Linked DNA regions of Homo sapiens: region 1 is linked to region 2. The links are chromatin loops, found by intact Hi-C in ENCODE. Cell type or tissue: dorsolateral prefrontal cortex. All regions are shown on one strand. Links, peaks and the distances in the headings refer to the core of each region. The heading gives the core; the rest is flanking DNA. Region 1 overlaps SGPP2 (sphingosine-1-phosphate phosphatase 2). Region 2 overlaps FARSB (phenylalanyl-tRNA synthetase subunit beta).

What was found. A loop is a pair of places that touch in the nucleus more often than their neighbours do. Peaks named below come from ENCODE experiments on the same cell type or tissue, not always from the same donor. Only the 100,000 strongest peaks of a DNase experiment are listed, where the experiment ranks them.
Region 1: it touches region 2 in a loop (2.2-fold over the local background); 7 of 110 quality-filtered maps call a loop at or near these places.

Annotation. Positions count from the first base shown.
Region 1 is chr2:222,558,413-222,566,789 of GRCh38, reverse strand. SGPP2 (sphingosine-1-phosphate phosphatase 2) reads right to left here. Exons shown (of 5, transcript NM_152386.4): 5 at 4,169-8,377. The coding sequence ends at 7,892. Among named protein-coding and RNA genes, the nearest start is that of FARSB, 93 kb to the left of the region's middle. In dorsolateral prefrontal cortex, for the core only: a CTCF peak has its summit at 4,764 (motif pointing right); no DNase peak of the experiment used is centred there; H3K27ac peaks cover 868 bases.
Region 2 is chr2:222,610,072-222,618,448 of GRCh38, reverse strand. It overlaps FARSB (phenylalanyl-tRNA synthetase subunit beta), which reads left to right. Exons shown (of 17, transcript NM_005687.5): 15 at 4,521-4,638. Among named protein-coding and RNA genes, the nearest start is that of FARSB, 42 kb to the left of the region's middle. In dorsolateral prefrontal cortex, for the core only: CTCF peaks have their summits at 4,318, 4,520 (motif pointing right) and 7,475; no DNase peak of the experiment used is centred there.

The sequences.
Region 1 (8,377 bases), core at 268-8,267, 52 kb after region 2:
GTACACCTCTGGGACAGTCTGTAGCAGTTCCCTAATCTACCTGTATCCATGAGCGCAGATAGGAGTGAAGCCTCCTAGGCTTCCAGTCTGCAGCATCTCTGTCACATGGAAACCTGATGGGTGCCACTGTGAGGGGGGCCAATTATGCACAGTGCACACTAAACACAGATCATTTTAGCCTTCCTAATTAGCCACTAATAAAAAGACACTGAAGTATCCTGAAGATCAAAGAGAGATTTCCACCATGCCTCAATACAAACCCCAGTCCGGGCCTCCGCTTGACAGGTGCTGTGCCTAGTGTTTTGCCCTGACCAGAGTCCATGTAGGGAACATGACCTGCTTAGATAAAAGAAGAGCTGTCAAATGACTGTGCTTGACAAATGGGCCAGGCAGCAAGAAGGGCAACGCAGAAGCAAAGCGGTTTGAGTCTCCGCGATGTCTACTTCATGTTCAGGTATTCTCTGCTTTGGCTTTCTAGTAGGCAGAAAGGATGAGTGAATATTGTAGCTAGACTGTGGGTTGAGTAAGTATCTCCAGCAAAGGGTCTAATTGAATTATGTCTGACCAAACCCTGTAGGTTTTTTTTTCTTCTGAAGTGACTAATGGAGTGTGCTAAGAATATACTCAAGGTTCACACTCAAGCTTTTCATTCTTCGTCTGTAAGGTTTGGCCTTCCTTGTTTCTATTGAAGAAAGGCAGGAAAGGCATGAATCTCCAGGAGAAAACATTTGAAGCCTCAGTGTGGTGGCTCATGCCTGTAATCCCAGCACTTTGGGAGGCTGAGGTAGGCAGATCACCAAAGCCCAGGAGTTAGTGACGAGCCTGGGCAACATGGCAAAACCCATCTTTACAAAAAATAAAAAAAATAAAAATAAAAAAAAATATATATATATATATATATATACACACACACACACATACATACATACAAAAATTAGCTAGGCGTGGTGTGCGCCTGTAGTTGCCATGTGAGCCAGAATTGCACCACACAGTACTCCAGCCTGGGTGACACGGTGAGACCCTGTCTCAAAAAAAGAAAAAAAGAAAAGAAAAAACATTCGGAAGAATCCATCACGTTAGGAGCGCTGGCAAGGCTATGCAAGAGAGCTGCCGCATACACCGCTGGAATCAGAGGACTTGCAGACATGAAGTAAATCTGGCCTTCTAGGTGGGAAGGTGAAGATGTGGAGAAAGTGTGCCTGGTTGATATCAAGCCTGATAGCAAAAGAAATGTTCTGATTTCCACATGGCACAGCTTTTTGTCAGGAATAAAATATGCCTGTCCCTACAATAACCAACTACTTAGGGCTGACAAGAAACCAGTTGTGACACACGGAATAAACAGTCACATTTCGTGCTGGAAAGGTCAGAGAAAAAGCCCCAGTGGAGATAGGTGGGATTAGAGATTTTTTGGCTGTGTGTCTTGGGCAGAACATTTAAACAAGGAGCACTTGGGTGACGTTGGGGCAGATGAGACAAGAGAGCCAGACAGAGAGGTGCCCCTTAAGCAAATCATGTAGGTGAGATGACTTGTGTAAAACACTAGGCACAACACCTGTCATGCAGAGGCCCGGACTGGGGTTTGTATTGAGGCATGGTGGAAATCTCTCTTTGATCTTCAGGATACTTCAGCGTCTTTTTATTAGTGGCCAGTTAGGAAGGCTAAAATGATCTGTGTTTAGTGTGCACTGTGCATAATTGGCCCCACTCACAGTGGCACCCATCAGGTTTCCACGTGACAGAGACATTGCAGACTGGAAGCCCAAGAGGCTTCACTCCTATCTGCACTCATGGATACAGGTAGATTATAAGACTCTTGCAGGCATGGGCATTAAGGCAGGACCCACTTTTCACCCTGGCTCACCCCTAATGATCTGAGGCCATCTTTGTGTATATTAAAGAGGCATTGACATTTGAACACCTGCATTGGGCAGAATCTGGCTTGCCATACAGAGAGCAAGGCCAGCAGATGTGTTGAGTGCGTGTGTTAAAGAAGCATTACAGTGGAACTCCTAGCTACATCCTTACTTTTCTTGGTTTTTTTGCATGCCATATAGACAGGCTTGGAAAAAGAAGAATTATTTTTGGCTTTGTATAGCTCCCTGTCTCACGTGGCTACAGTTTTAAGAATTTAGCATTCTCTTCATGGCCTACATTTAACTCTGATTCTTCTTAATGTGCATTCTGTAAATATCCAAGTCTGTACTACAGGTGTGTCTCATTTTAAGAAAACAATGGATGCATGGTGTGCACAGAGTCACCCATTAAAGCCTTATGTTCACAGAAATGAAGAATCCAAATTTTAACTGGAATTCTAATGGCAAACCCATACGTGCAGTTAAAATTCAAGTTTAAAAAAATCAAAACACAAGCAGCTTCGAGGAAAAAACATCTCTTGTCTCAAATGAGATATGTGTATGTTGCTATTCCACTTGGCTCTTGGGTAGCTTCTTACTAGAGGATGAGGGCTTCATTCACAATCATTAAAGAAAGACTTGGAGCATTTTGAAGCATTTTGAAGTTCTCTGAAGAGCCAGGATCACGGTAAAATATTTTGAAAATGAAGTTTCACATGACTAGTTCAGGGAACTGAGCAAAGAGAAGACGGGGGAAGGGAGTGGGCATGAAGGACACAGAAGGAGGTCCCAGCTGTTGGTCATGTCTGCCAAGAGAGGAACAAGAAGGATGGGAATGACGCTGTGCGTGCAGAGATGGCAGACGGGGAAGGTGCTCGGGCTGACTGGTGAGTACAGTTAACCCTTGGACAAGATGGGTTTGAACTGTACACATTCAGTGGTATGTGGATTTTCTCCTGCCTCTGCCACCCCTGACACAGTAAGAACAACCCCTCCTCTTCCCTCTCTTCCTCCTCCTCAGCCTCCTCAACATGAAGATGAGGATGAAGACTTTTGCGATGATCCCCTTCCACTTAATGAAGGGTAAATGTATTTTCCTTACAATTTTCTTAACATTTTCTTTTCTCCAGTTTACTTTATTGTAAGAATACAATATATAATGCCTATAACATAAGATATGTGGTAATCTACTGATTGTGCTATCAGAAAGGCTTCCCATTGACAGCAGACTATTAGTAGTTAAGTTTTGGGGGAGTCATAAGTTATATGCATTTTTACTGCATAGGAGGTTGGCACCCCTGAGCTCCGAGTTGTTCAAGGGGCAACTGTATTTGAATGAGGAGTGATGAAAGGAGTCTGTGAAGTCACCTCTGGACGTCACCCCCTCTGGGAGGGCCTTCTCACACTTCTTGTTCGTGTGGTTTGATTTTGCGGTGTCACAGCCCTATGCTCATCCTTTATTTCACCACCACCACCACCACTGTTATTCTTACGATCACCAACGTGGTCTGGTTTTTTTTCTTGTAAGAGCTGGAGGTGTTTGGGAAGTGCCTCAGACACGCTGTTCTCTAGCCATGGAGTACCATCTCCTACCTACTTCCCGTCACATTCCCTGTGCAAACCCCATCTGTTCTCTAAACCTCGCTCATGCAGTCTACCCCTCCTCCCAGTTCCCATGTCGTTGTTTTCTCTTCCCTACAGCCTTAACCATTTGGCTCCTGAATTGTAATTCTCTGCCCCTGTGTCTTCTCTGTCCTGCGAAAACTGCACAGGATAGGTTGGAGCTTTACATCTCATATGTCCTGCTCAAAGTACAAATAGAGTCCTAGGTCTGCCCTTGCAAATAAGGGGCAGTGTCAACTGTATGTACCATCTCAAATAGCAAATTTGGGATGCTTAAAGGCAGACCACATCATTGCAGTGATACACTGTGAATTTGAATGACGGTTATGTTTATTTGGTTCAGCAGATAGAGAACGCATCTCTAAAAACCTTTTACTTACCTTAACTAGCAAAACTTACAACATTTACCTTTCAAAACATAGTGACATTTAACTCCATATAAAGTAAAAGGAGGTTCTTTAGTATCATGGAGTAGAGGAGGGGATTTAAGGATGCCAACATGCCACTTCTTTCTTGTTACCACACCTGTGGGTCCTCCAAGGCTCTCCAACATTTGCACATGATTGGATTATGACAAGAACAGAGAATTATGTAGCCTGCCTCTTATTTTTGTCCCCTTTTCAACTCAGGTCCAATGAATTCAGAGAAAAAGATCTACGTTAAGAAAAAAATGCAAGGAAACAGAACACTGGCTTTTAAAGCATTTAATAAGTCAAAATCAAATAAAAGTGATTTTTAAAAAGAATAAATTTACATACAGTACATAAGCAAGACAGCTGAAGGTTTCTAAAATAGAAACCTGGTGCATATGGCCCCAAAACACCACATGCTTTGATTACACTCAGGAAGCATGAGTTGCCTATTTGGGTGAGAAAATCCCATGTTACAGTGCGATCACTGGGCACGTTTTGGAGTAATTCCAGCCACTGCTATGTAAGTGTTTTTAATTCAGGGGTGTCTTCTACGTTTTCATCTTCTGAATATCTTGTGACGGTGCAGGTTTGAGCAAAACTGGCATGAAATGAGAGCTGTTTTAGATGAAGATTGCAAGATGGATGGCTTGGCCCACAGTGGCAGTGGGTTGGGGGTGGAATGTGGACAATTAGGAAAAAGGCATGTCATTCTATCTGGCTCCTGGAGAGGCAGATAGTCCTGGGGGCTTTGGTGTCACAGTTCCCAAAAGCAAGGTTGGCCAGACCATAGGCTTACATTGTGGTGAGCTTGCCTTTTAAATTAATCTCCAAGATGCCAGATCGAGAGGGATGGTGGACCTAGACTGAAGCCAAACCAGTAGGGGGCTCTCTTTCCCCAGAGAGAAACTCCAAATGTCTTGAAAGGAGCCTGAACCATACCCTTTGAAGGGGCAAGCAATGGTCTGAGACAGAGAGAGGATTTAACAGAGCAAAGTGCTGTGTGAGAAATGAATGGAAGAGGGCTAGCAAGACAAGGGTGTGAATCAGGTAATGCCTTTTTCACCCCGATGAATTTTTGTCTGATTCTCACCACAGAGCAGGAGTGCTCAGAAACTGAGGTTGGCGTCACCAATATACACTTTTCATTCTCCAGTTGCAGTAATCAAATACTTTAAAAAGTGACCAACCATGACAAATCCTTGGCTCATTCTTTAATGTGCTGTGGCTGATATATTCATCCTCAGCCCAAATTAGTTAAGTACAGCCTTAAATATATCAATATAGCTGATCGGCCTTCCTATTGTTGGGACTTAAAACTAGAGACAGCAGTAAAAATTATGTATATGATATATATATATATATAAAATGATATATATATATCATATATATGAGAGGCCAGCACCCACTCTGTGACAATGATCACAATCCCTCTTTTTAAAAAATACAAGTGGGAAAAGCTGATCCTTTTGTCAGCTGGCTTCAGACAAGTCAACCACAATTATTTGGTGTAAATATCCAGTGTTGCGAACTCTGGCTGGGCAGCTGTGTGGATGAAAATACAGAAAAGTGCCGCATCCGGCTGACAGCCACTGCTCTGCAGGGGCAGATGAAGGCTGGGAGTACCTGTAAGCTAAGGCCCTTCCCCTGAGTTGTGCTGCAAATACTGGGCAGAGTTTGATGTAAAAGCAGTCAAACGGCAGGTCATCTTGATCTTTGCCTTCTAACTATAATAAATATGAGAAGAATTTTAAGTAAAAACAGGATGTTTTGCTAAAAATTCTTTTTTTTTTTTTTTGAGAGAGTCTCGCTCTGTCGCCCAGGCTGGAGTGCAGTGGCGCAATCTCGGCTCACTGCAAGCTCCGCTCACCGGGTTCACGCCATTCTCCTGCCTCAGCCTCCTGAGTAGCTGGGACTACAGGCGCCCTCCACCACGTCCGGCTAATTTTTTTGTATTTTCAGTAGAGACGGGGTACCGTGTTAGCCAGGATGGTCTCGATCTCCTGACCTCGTGGTCCGCCCACCTCGGCCTCCCAAAGTGCTGGGATTACAGGCATGAGCCACCGCACCCGGCCTAAAAATTCTTGAGAAATTGGAATGCTAAGTTACATACTAAATATCATCCCAACAGTAAGGCCGTAGAACATATTTGAAATCAAGAAAAATGTGATTTTTCGGTTTTAACACGTTAAGAGCCTCTGTAACTTTTAAGGAAGCTATTTTTTTTTCTAGAGTATGCACATGGTGATGATGTGTTGGGTTGATAAAGCACTGGCTCAGTCCTACAGGCACTAAACTTCAATGGATACTTTGTTAACTATAGTTACACTAACTTTAAAGAAAGTTCTTGATACCTGTTCTTTATTCTTAGGAACTGAAGAGGAGGGAACTCCGGTGTTTGCATAATCATCGCCTTCCCATGTTAAGAGGACTCACCCTAGTAGGCTTAATGGGTTTTGTATTTGGTTGGCTTGTTTTCCCAAGAGACACTAAAGTTGTTCTTGCATTAATTCCCCTTAAAATTGCCAAGAGATAAGAGGTGGGAAGACAAAAAGGGCGCCTGATTCTATTCAGTAGATGAGAAAATAGATTTACAGAAGGTAACTGTGAAATTGGAGGAGTAATGTCAGGGAGGCCTTGTCAGGACAGGCAATGTCAAGGAAGCCTATCCCTTCTTTGTCAGACTCCAGAAAGGATTGAGTTCATCTGTTCTTCACAGATCCACTTTCCTAGGCAGATGCCAGTGCCTTCCAGGTTTGTATGAAAGCAAAAAACTGCTGACGATGGGCAGAGGGCCTGTCCCAAACCACTAGGAAGCAGGAGAGGGCAGGAATCTCAGTGAATCCCAGATGTATCCACCTGTGCTGAAGGCTAACCCCCAACCTGTTTGGTGATGTGTGAGCAGCCAGTTGGTTTCATGGGTCAGAAGAGTGTGGTAATGGTACCTGGAATCCTGCAAAATGCATGGAAACAAGGAAGAGCAGATCCTTATTCCAACATGAACAGCAGGACTTATAAGGAAAGCAGGCTTTTCCCCATGACCTCACAGCTCTGCCTCCACCTTTCATCTCTTCACAGTGAGCTTTCTTTCAGAGTGATCTTACCACCCAACCAGGCACAGTCTAATTTGATCATAACAAGGAGGAGGCCGGGCACAGTGGCTCATGCCTATAATCCCAGCACTTTGGGAGGCTGAGGTGGGTGGATCACTTAAGCCCAGGAGTTTCAGACGTACCTGGGCAACATGGAGAAACCCTGTCTCTACAAAAATTAGCTGGGCACATGGTGGTCTATGCTTACAGTCCCAGCTACTCAGTTGGCTCAGGCAGGAGGATTGCTTGAGCCCGGGAGGCAGAGTTTGCAGTGAGCTGAGATTGTGCCACTGTAATACAGCCTGGGAAACAGAGCAAGATCCTGTCTCAAACAAAACAAAACAAAAAATCACCAAATAAACGATAAGGAAGTCACCCTGTCCAAGGAATGCCGTTTCATATGGTGCCACCCCTTCTCCTAGACCAAAGTTCCCATTTTAGAAATAACTCCATGCTAGGCAAGGTTGTAACGGAAAAGAAAGGCTCTACCTCCAGCCTCCCAGATCACCCCATCTCTACTGGCTCTCCAGAACCCAGTGGGGCTCATAGCTATTCCTAAGCCAGGCCACAATTCCTGCCAGCCCATGACTAGATCCAAAGCCCGTGCAACAGCGAGAGGAGCAGGGGCCGGGCGGGGGGGGGGGGGGCGCGGTGTGTGCCTTTAAAGATCCGGATTATGGTCTTTAGCCTGGGTTCAACTGTAGCACAACCAACCACCACGGACGACCAATGACCGCTATGAGACAGTTCTTCCTTTCACACAGCAGCATCATTTATCTGGTAGTAGCAAGACAGCCGTATGACTTTTTGTTGTTGTTAAAGAAAAATAAGTTGTCAAGATTTGCCTACCAATAACTTTCCTATGTCTTGGCTTTCATGTCCAGTGGGCTAGTTTCCAACTGTTTGAGACTCAGGGTAATCCCAGAAACCTGTGAAGCATCGGCACAAAGGTTGTAGCGCAGATGCCAACAGATGTGTAGGTAACAAACTTGTAAGGCACTTCAATCTCCAGTCTCCGCCTGGCCTCCTTGTTCCTGGTGACCACCTTGAACCATGAGTATAATACTTGCAGTGAGAGATTTTGTACAAGCTGACGAACCAAGAGGATCAACACAATTCCCACTGCAAATTTGGTCAGACCCAAAACTAACATGTAGGTGGTGAGTGGTGGGATGTTCTGAATAACAGGGAGAGATTCAGCGGGCTTGGATACAAGCTGGAAGAAATGGTTGATCCAGAATCCTATGGTCACTCCAGCCCCGGCAGCCAGAATGGTGGTGGTGTCCGCCCGGGTTGGGCTGTAGTAATCAGAAACAGGGTAATTGTAACACAGGAAGAATGGCACAACTATGACACACACGGGGAAGAGGGGGCTGGCCGAGTCCAGGCAGTCGAT
Region 2 (8,377 bases), core at 203-8,202:
ATCTTAGAACTGGAAGGTTATATTTTAAAGAAGGTTAATGCTATTATAAATAATATCTGAATTCTGATTTGAAATAGTTTCTTTGGATTTTGGTTTTTACTTCTACAAAAATAAGGGACTGGGTTAGTTCTAAAAAGAATTCTAAAAGTTCTAAAAGTGTTTAAAACTAAATTTAAAAATTCTAAAGTTTATCTATAGAACCACCTGCTAATGTTGTAGATTAGAGCTAGACTAATTAAAGAACTAATTGGTAATATATATCAAGTATATGAATTCTTTATCTATACTTAGGGTCAGAACTTTGAAGAATCCTTATACTAATTTTGGAAGGATTGTAGTAATGAGTTGTTATATTTTATTTTCTGAGGTCTAGTTTCCTATTGCTTTTAAAGTTTGCCCATGGTGTTCCTTTTAATAAGAGGTATTCAAATTCATTTGCATAGAATGATTTTTCAGTAAATCTTAATGGATTTTTGCTTATTCGAAATGTACCTTTTTCTCCCAGTTTTACTTATCTAGCTTGATTACTTTTTTAAAAAACTTTATTTTATTTTTATTTATTTTTTGAGACAGAGCTTCGCTCTCTTGCCCAGGCTGAAGTGCAGTGTCCTGATCTTGGCTCACTGCAACCTCCGCCTCTTGGGTTCAAGCGATTCTTGTGCCCCAGCCTCCCGAGTAGCTGGGATTACAGGTGTGTGCTACCATACCTTGCTAATTTTTGTACTTTAATAGAGATGGGGTTTTACCATGTTGGACAGGCTGGTCTCGAACTCCCGGCCTCAAGTGATCCACCCACCATGGCCTCCCAGAGTGCTGGGATGACAAGTGTGAGCCACCTCGCTTGGCCTTTTGTCAACTTTTATTTTAGATTCAGTTAGTACATGCGTGGGTCTAATTACAAAGGTATATTGCATGATGTTGAGGTTTGGAGTGTGACTGAACCCGTCACCCAGTAGTGAGCATAGTACCCAATAGGTAGTTTTTCAGCTCTTGCTCCCCACCTCTCTCTTCGCCTTGTATTCCCCTAGTGAAGCTTGATAGATTTCTTAAGATGTGGTAACTGTTATGTTCTTCAGGATTTACATCCTGTCTTTTCTATTTTATATAAGTGGAAGGAAAATAATCAGAAATGCATTAAATGTCACTATAAATAGCTGTGGCTTAGCACACTTAAGAATCAATCTTTCTTGGGAGGCCGAGGCGGGTGGATCATGAGGTCAGGAGATCGAGACCATCCTGGCTAACAAGGTGAAACCCCGTCTCTACTAAAAATACAAAAAATTAGCCGGGCGCGGTGGCGGGCGCCTGTAGTCCCAGCTACTCGGGAGGCTGAGGCAGGAGAATGGCGTGAACCCGGGAAGCGGAGCTTGCAGTGAGCCGAGATTGCGCCACTGCAGTCCGCAGTCCGACCTGGGCGACAGAGCGAGACTCCGTCTCAAAAAAAAAAAAAAAAAAAAAAAAAAGAATCAATCTTTCTGCATAAAGTACCTTAAAGATCAAAGAGAGTGCCTGTCTTTTGACCTAACAGATTCTATATTTTACCTTGCTTTACCAACAGGTGAGTCCTACCATCATTAATTTGGCTAAGAGGTTTATATTTATGGTTAAGTTAAATGTAAAGTTCTTCATGGGCCTATAACTCAGTTTCTTGTCTAAATCCTTTCCTTCTCCTGCATAATTCTTAACTTTGGGCTCTTTTTTGATAGTAAATATGTTGGAGAATGGGCAAGATAAAAATGTAACTTGGCTAAAATATGTAAAATTTTATTATAGTGACAATAAACAAACTTACAGAATATTACCACACCCCTTCCAAATTAACAATAATATTCCTTAATCACCTCACATATCCAGTCATTGTTTTAGTTTTCCCAATTGTCATTTTTTTTTTTTTTTTTTTTTTGAGATGGAGTCTCACTCTGTTGCCAGGCTGGAGTGCAGTGGTGCAATCTTGGCTCACTGCAACTTCCGCCTTCTGGGTTCAAGCAATTCTCCTGCCTCAGCCTCCCGAGTAGCTGGGACTACAGGCACGCGCTGCCGCGCCCAGCTAATTTTTGTATTTTTAGTAGAGACGGGGTTTCACCGTGTTGGCCAGGATGGTCTCAATCTCCTGACCTCGTGATCCGCCCATCTTGGCCTCCCATCAATTTTTTTTTTTAACAGTTTGAGTTCGGATTCAAATGTGGTTCATACATTGACATTGATTTATATGCTTTTCATGTCTCTGTTAATCTACAACTTGCACCTCTCATCCTTCCGTCTTTCTTTTCCTTTCAGTTTGTTGAAGAAACTGAGTCATTTGTCCTATAGAATTCTTACATTTAGGATTTTGCTGAATATGTTCCAATGGCCCCCTAAATTTCCAGTAAATTGGTAGTTGGATATAGAAGCTTGATCAGATTCAGGTTTAATTTTTTGTATTTCTGTAGGTTTTTAAATATGCAAATAAGGCATATCTATAAAATACACTGATAAAATTAAGAAAAGTTTTCTATAACAGTAGTTTGTTTATTATATTTCAATAAGTTAAATTTCCTTTTAACTTTTAACATTGTAGTTTTGTTTTTGTGAATGGTTTGGGCACTTGCCCTCCAATGGGGAAAATGAATAATATTTAAGAAGCACCAAGTTGAAGGCGAGTAGCAGCTTGTTGGTATAGTGAGTGTGATGGGAAAGACGTTCTCTTTTTCATTCAAAACACAATCTAACAATTCCATTTAGGGTCTTATGGTTACTTGTGCAGGATCTAAGAGTGTCTGTGTTTTAGCTTGGGTGTTCAGGGCAAACCTCTGTAGGAGAGAACATTTGAGCAGACACTTGAAGGAAGGAAGGAAGCCACATGTGAACCTAGAGGAAGAATGTAGGAGCAGAGTAAGCATGGAGGCCCCAGGATGGAAATCTTGCTGACCAGTGTGGCCTCCAGTGTGGCTGGAGTGCAGTAAGCCTGCGGAAGCAGCAGGGGTTGAGGGTAGAGAGGGAGTCAGGGCACATCACATAGGGCCCCAGGTAGGCCATGGATTTTATTCAAAATTTAATGGAAACCTCTTGCAGATTTTTGACCAGGGGAGTTGCATGGTCTGATTTCCATCTTAAAGGACCACTCCGTATGGAGAATAGGCCACAGGTTGGCAGGAATGGAAGCACAGAAGCCAGCTTAAGAATGTTATGCAGTAGTCTGGGGAAAAGATAATAGTGCTTGTGGTCTGAATGCAGAGCCCAGACTCTCACAATAATGTTACACCACTGCTTATAAAACTCTTCTGGTAACATGTGTTGGAAGCTAATATATTCCGTATAGCTTACAGGGAGAAATATGTTTTACAGACAAAGCAGGAAATTTTTGCTTTTTTTTAATGTACCAGGGTATGCATTTCTTAGGAATAGGAAGAATGAAATGACTGTACATGCTTTCTTTCACATTTGCTTTAGTTAATAAAAAGTTTAGAACTGTAGTTACAGCCTACCCATAGCAGCTGTATATATTTTTTAGCACCTACATATTTGTATTCTGTTTTCCTCATTGTGATATTTTAATTGCATTTACATTTTTCCTGGTCCTAATTCTGATTAATTCATATTTAATTTATTTATGGTTTTATTTATTTATTTGTTTAGAGACAGGTTCTCTGTTGCCTAGGCTGGAGAGCAGTGGTATGATTATAGCTTATTGTAACCTTGAACTCCTGGGCTCAGGCAATTCTCCACCTCAGCCTCCCGAGTAGCTGAAACTAAAGGCATGTATCCATACCTAGCTAATTTTTAAATCTGTGGAGGTGGTGTTTTGCTATGTTGCCCGTGCTGGTCTTGAACTACTAGCCTCAAGTGTTCCTCCTACCTCGGCTTCCCAAAGCTTTGGGATTACAGGCATGAGCCACTGTGCCTGACCTATATTTAATCTATTTAAACATTTGTATTTCTTGTAGTCTATTTCAATTACTTTGTGAAATGAGGCAGGATATGAAAACTTGCAAACATGCATTTGAAATCTTGAAAGCAAACTTTAGTTTTTAAAATGATAATCAATTAGCTGGGTGCAGTGGTGTGTACCTGTAGTTCCAGCTACTTGGGAGGCTGAGGCAGGAGATCACTAGAGCCATTTGAGGCATTTGAGGCTGCAGTGAGCTATGATTGTGCCCATTGCACTCCATCCTGTGCAAAACAGTGAGACTGTGTCTCTAAAAAAAGAAAAAATAAAATAATGAATGATAATGAATAAAATAACCAAGGCTTAGATATAAGCAAACATATTTAGGTTGTATTTGTTTCTCGTTTATTTTTTAATCAAATTTATGATTTTTCATTTTGTAAATTTGGAAGCCAGAATGTTTTCAGTTCTTTTCAGTTCAATTTCAGTGTCCTGGAATTGAAAATTGAAAGTGACTTGGATATTTTAGGGCAATGCATTTTCCAGAAGTGTCTTCCTATGAAGCCATAGTCTTTCTGCCATGGTCTTTGTCTTTAACCAAGTGTCTTTGTTTGGGTCCTATTTGGTCAGTGCAATTTCATGTCTTTTCCTGTAGGTGGCACGCACTACCCTTCTTCCTGGCCTCCTGAAGACCATAGCAGCAAATCGTAAGATGCCCCTTCCACTGAAACTGTTTGAAATCTCTGACATTGTAATAAAAGATTCTAATACAGGTAAGAATAAGTCACCTTTGATTTGATTTGTGTATTTAAAACATTTTTTTCATTATGAAAACCTTAACTATACATAAAAGCAGAAAAAATAGTATAATTAGCCCCTATGTACCCAGCACCCACCTTCAACAGTTACCAACACATGGACAGGCTTCTTTCATCTATACCACTATCAACTTCCCATATTATTTTAATATGAATCATAGACATTGTATCATTTCATCAGCAAACACTTTAGTATGTATTTATTTATTTATTTTTTTCCTGGAGGCAGAGTTTCACTCTTCACCCAGGCTGGAGTGCAGTGGCCTGATATCAGCTCACTGCAACCTCTGCCTCCTGGGTTCAAGTGATACTTGTGCCTCAGCCTCCTAAGCAGCAGGGATTAAAGGCATGTGCCACCACACCCGGCTAATTTTTGTGTTTTTAGTAGAGACGGTGTTTCACCATGTTGGCCAGGCTGGACTCGAACTTCTGACCACCCGCCTCAGCCTCCCAAAGTGCTGGGATTACAGGCATGAGCCACTGGCGCCCAACTACTTTAGTATGTATTTCTAAAAGATAAGCACTACCACTTCAGTTTTGTTTTATAAATTTAATTTTCATGATTAATTTATTTGAATCAGAATTTAAGGTCCAGCTATTTGGTTGCTATGTCTCTCATTTCTTTTAATGGAAAGCATTTTTCAACAAAGAATTTAATAATTAAGAAGATTACTGTTAAAACCTCAACTTGACAAGCACTGTGGAACATTTTCTTATATGGCGTGATTTATATGCATATTGTCTTAACATACTTGATATCATGTCATTCTAGTTTAGCAGTGACTGTCCACCATTACCATTGTACCAGTGACTGCGAATGTGTTTTACCAGTTTTTGTTACTTTTGAGTAAGCCCTGGGCTTGTTAGTACAGTGGGTTGCTTGGTCCAACACTTGGAATGTGGTGGTTGGTGGTTATTTAATGAGTATATATTTAGTAAGTACCTCCACTTGATTGCCAAGGAATTCAGTCTTGTTCAAACTCCACATCTCCAGTCTCTGATACAAATCTGACTGTTCGAAGCTGTATGTGCATTGGTCCCTTGGTGAGCAATACCTTAAGTGACTCAATTGCTGTGTTTCCTTGGTTTCTGGATTTAACAGATCAATTACTAGCAGTGTTTATGCAGCGATGCTTACTCTAGACTCTGCAGAATTCAGAGTGTGTTCTTTTGAATCAGTTGACAAAAGCAGAGACCTTATTCTCAATTTCTCCAGAAGAGGATAAACATATCATTCTTAACTTTCCAAAGTAGTCACAACTATTGACTGTAAATCGACCTATCTTAGGAATTATAGAGGTATGACCAGAGCTACTACTGTCCATGGCAAACTCTCCAGCCAAGGCTGGATTCCATCTGTTCCCCAATATTGTCCCATTTAATGGATTGGCAAATTAAGACAGAAAGTGGTAATTTGCCCAGGGCTGCATAAAATATTGAACTTGGAGCTGGAGCCATAGTACAGATCTCAGTCACACATCCTTAGAGAATGAAAGTTCGTGTTTAATATCACTATGTAGAATTTTCTTTAGGTGGTAAATTTACTATAATAGAAATCAGAAAACATGTTTAGTGCCAGCTGCAAATAGTTTTGAGTGTTCTTGTGCCTTAAATCCTCCACTGGTAGAGATAACTGAGAATTTGATATAATTCCATTGTCAAATTTTTCTGTTAGCCTTGAGTTGTTTCCATTCATCTTATTTCTTTGGGTTTTGTATTGTTTTGATCCTTGATGATCTGTTCATGTTTATAAATATATGGTTACATTTATAAATCAGGGTTAGGTTAATTACACTAGGTTTCCTCAAAAGTTTTGTAATACTGTTTCAGCAGTAGGCCTCTTCCCTAATTGCTAGGGCTCGCTGAGGGCCATGCACGGTTCTGTGGGGCTGGGCATGCTCACAACCAGGCAGAGGGTGCGGGTGAGGAAGCTGGGGCTGTTGTAGGGATGGGGCACTTGGCAGTATTTTAGTCCTGGGTAGTGGTGCCTTTGCTATTTTTGTTTTAATTTGTGTTTGTTGGAAAGGCCCAGGTGTAGACTGTACTCTGCTTCTCTTTCTGGCCCGAAGGCTTATGCTTAGGATGACTTCCTATTGAGAGAGCTGTTCTTAAGTGCTAGTGCTATAGGCCATCTTCTAACAAATCACCTAGGTGGCCAGGTGTGTTGGTTCATGCCTGTAATCCCAGCACTTTGGGAGGCCAAGGTGGGAGAACCTTTTGAGCCCAGAAGGTTGAGTCTACAGTAAGCTATGTTTACACTAACTACACTCCAGCCTGGGCAACAGAGTAAGACCCTGTCTCCCCCACGCGCCCCCCCGCCCCCCCAAAAAGAAGAAAGAAAGGAAAGAAAGAAAGAACAAATTACTTAGGTGATTATCCCAGAAACTCAGTTCATATATCTTTTAGATTTGCGTTTCTGCAGTACTTTGTTTCGTTGGGAAGGATAGTTCTATTTCTGTAGGAAACCTCTTCTATATCTGTCTTTTGTTATAATTACACCACTCTATTTTCTCCATTGATTCATTTCTGGTATTACTTTTGCCTGTTGTCTTGTACCATTCTTCTTTATTCTTTTTTTAAAAAGTTTTCCATCATCAATGGGATTTGAGAAATGAAGGGAGGTAAATGTGCTTGGTAAGTCTACCATCTTGAAAACATAGGTTTGCTTTAGTTTATTTGGAGTATGTTTTCTGTTTAGGTAGGCCTGGATTTTGTTTCATAACAAAATGAGCTTCTCTGATGGAGTATTCTAAAAATGTACATATGGATTCCCTACTTGTCATCTGCTGTACATAGAGGACAACAGGGGAGGCAGCAAAGCACCACAGTTCCATAGAGAGACTCTGCAGCCAGAGTGCTTGGCTTTGAGTCATGGTTCTGCCTTTACCAGCTGCTTAAATTCGGACAATTTGTTTATTCTCTCTGTGGCTCAGCTTTCTCATCTGTACAGTGGGAATAATGATAGCACTTATTTCATTGATATGTTATAAGGATTAAATGAAATTGCAGTTTGAAAAGTTCTAGCCACGTAATAAGAACTGTTGGTGTTTGGTCTTGTTGTTAAGATATTTACAATTCCTAAGCTCAGATAATTTAGCATCCTGGTTTATGGGAATTTTTTACTAGAATGACTTGAAAGCCTTAGCTGTCCATTAAAGGGCTAATGTCACCTTGCTGAGGCACTTGGGGCCAATTCTTATCCTAACTTTTGACTTAATTGGTTCTGTTATGCTTTTTTTTTAATTTTTATTTTCTATTTTTTCTATTTTTTATTTTTAGAATAAGAAAACTAAAACAGACGAATGTGGGAATTTATTTATGGAAACAGGAATGTTGTTTTTTGAGTAATTCGTCACCTACTTTTTTTGAGTGAATTAACATGTTTTTACTGTTTCTCAAACCAGTAACCATTTTTCTCTGTTGGATTCACATTAGCAATTTCCTTCTAAATAATGAAACTTTTTTGAAGAAAAAAGTCTAAACCATAGTTTTCCAGTTGATGTGAAAATTCCTCAGATTTTCATTGGTGGGAGCAGTACCTAAACTACTGGTTCAAAAGAGTAGAGATAGAGTGGCAAGAATGAGCAAGGCAGTCTCATTCAGCACAGCACATTGGTGGAAAAGATTTTTAAGTTCTTTTTCATTGCTAGAGACTGCTTTAGAATATCAGAGAAAGAGTTGCCAGTCTTAAGGG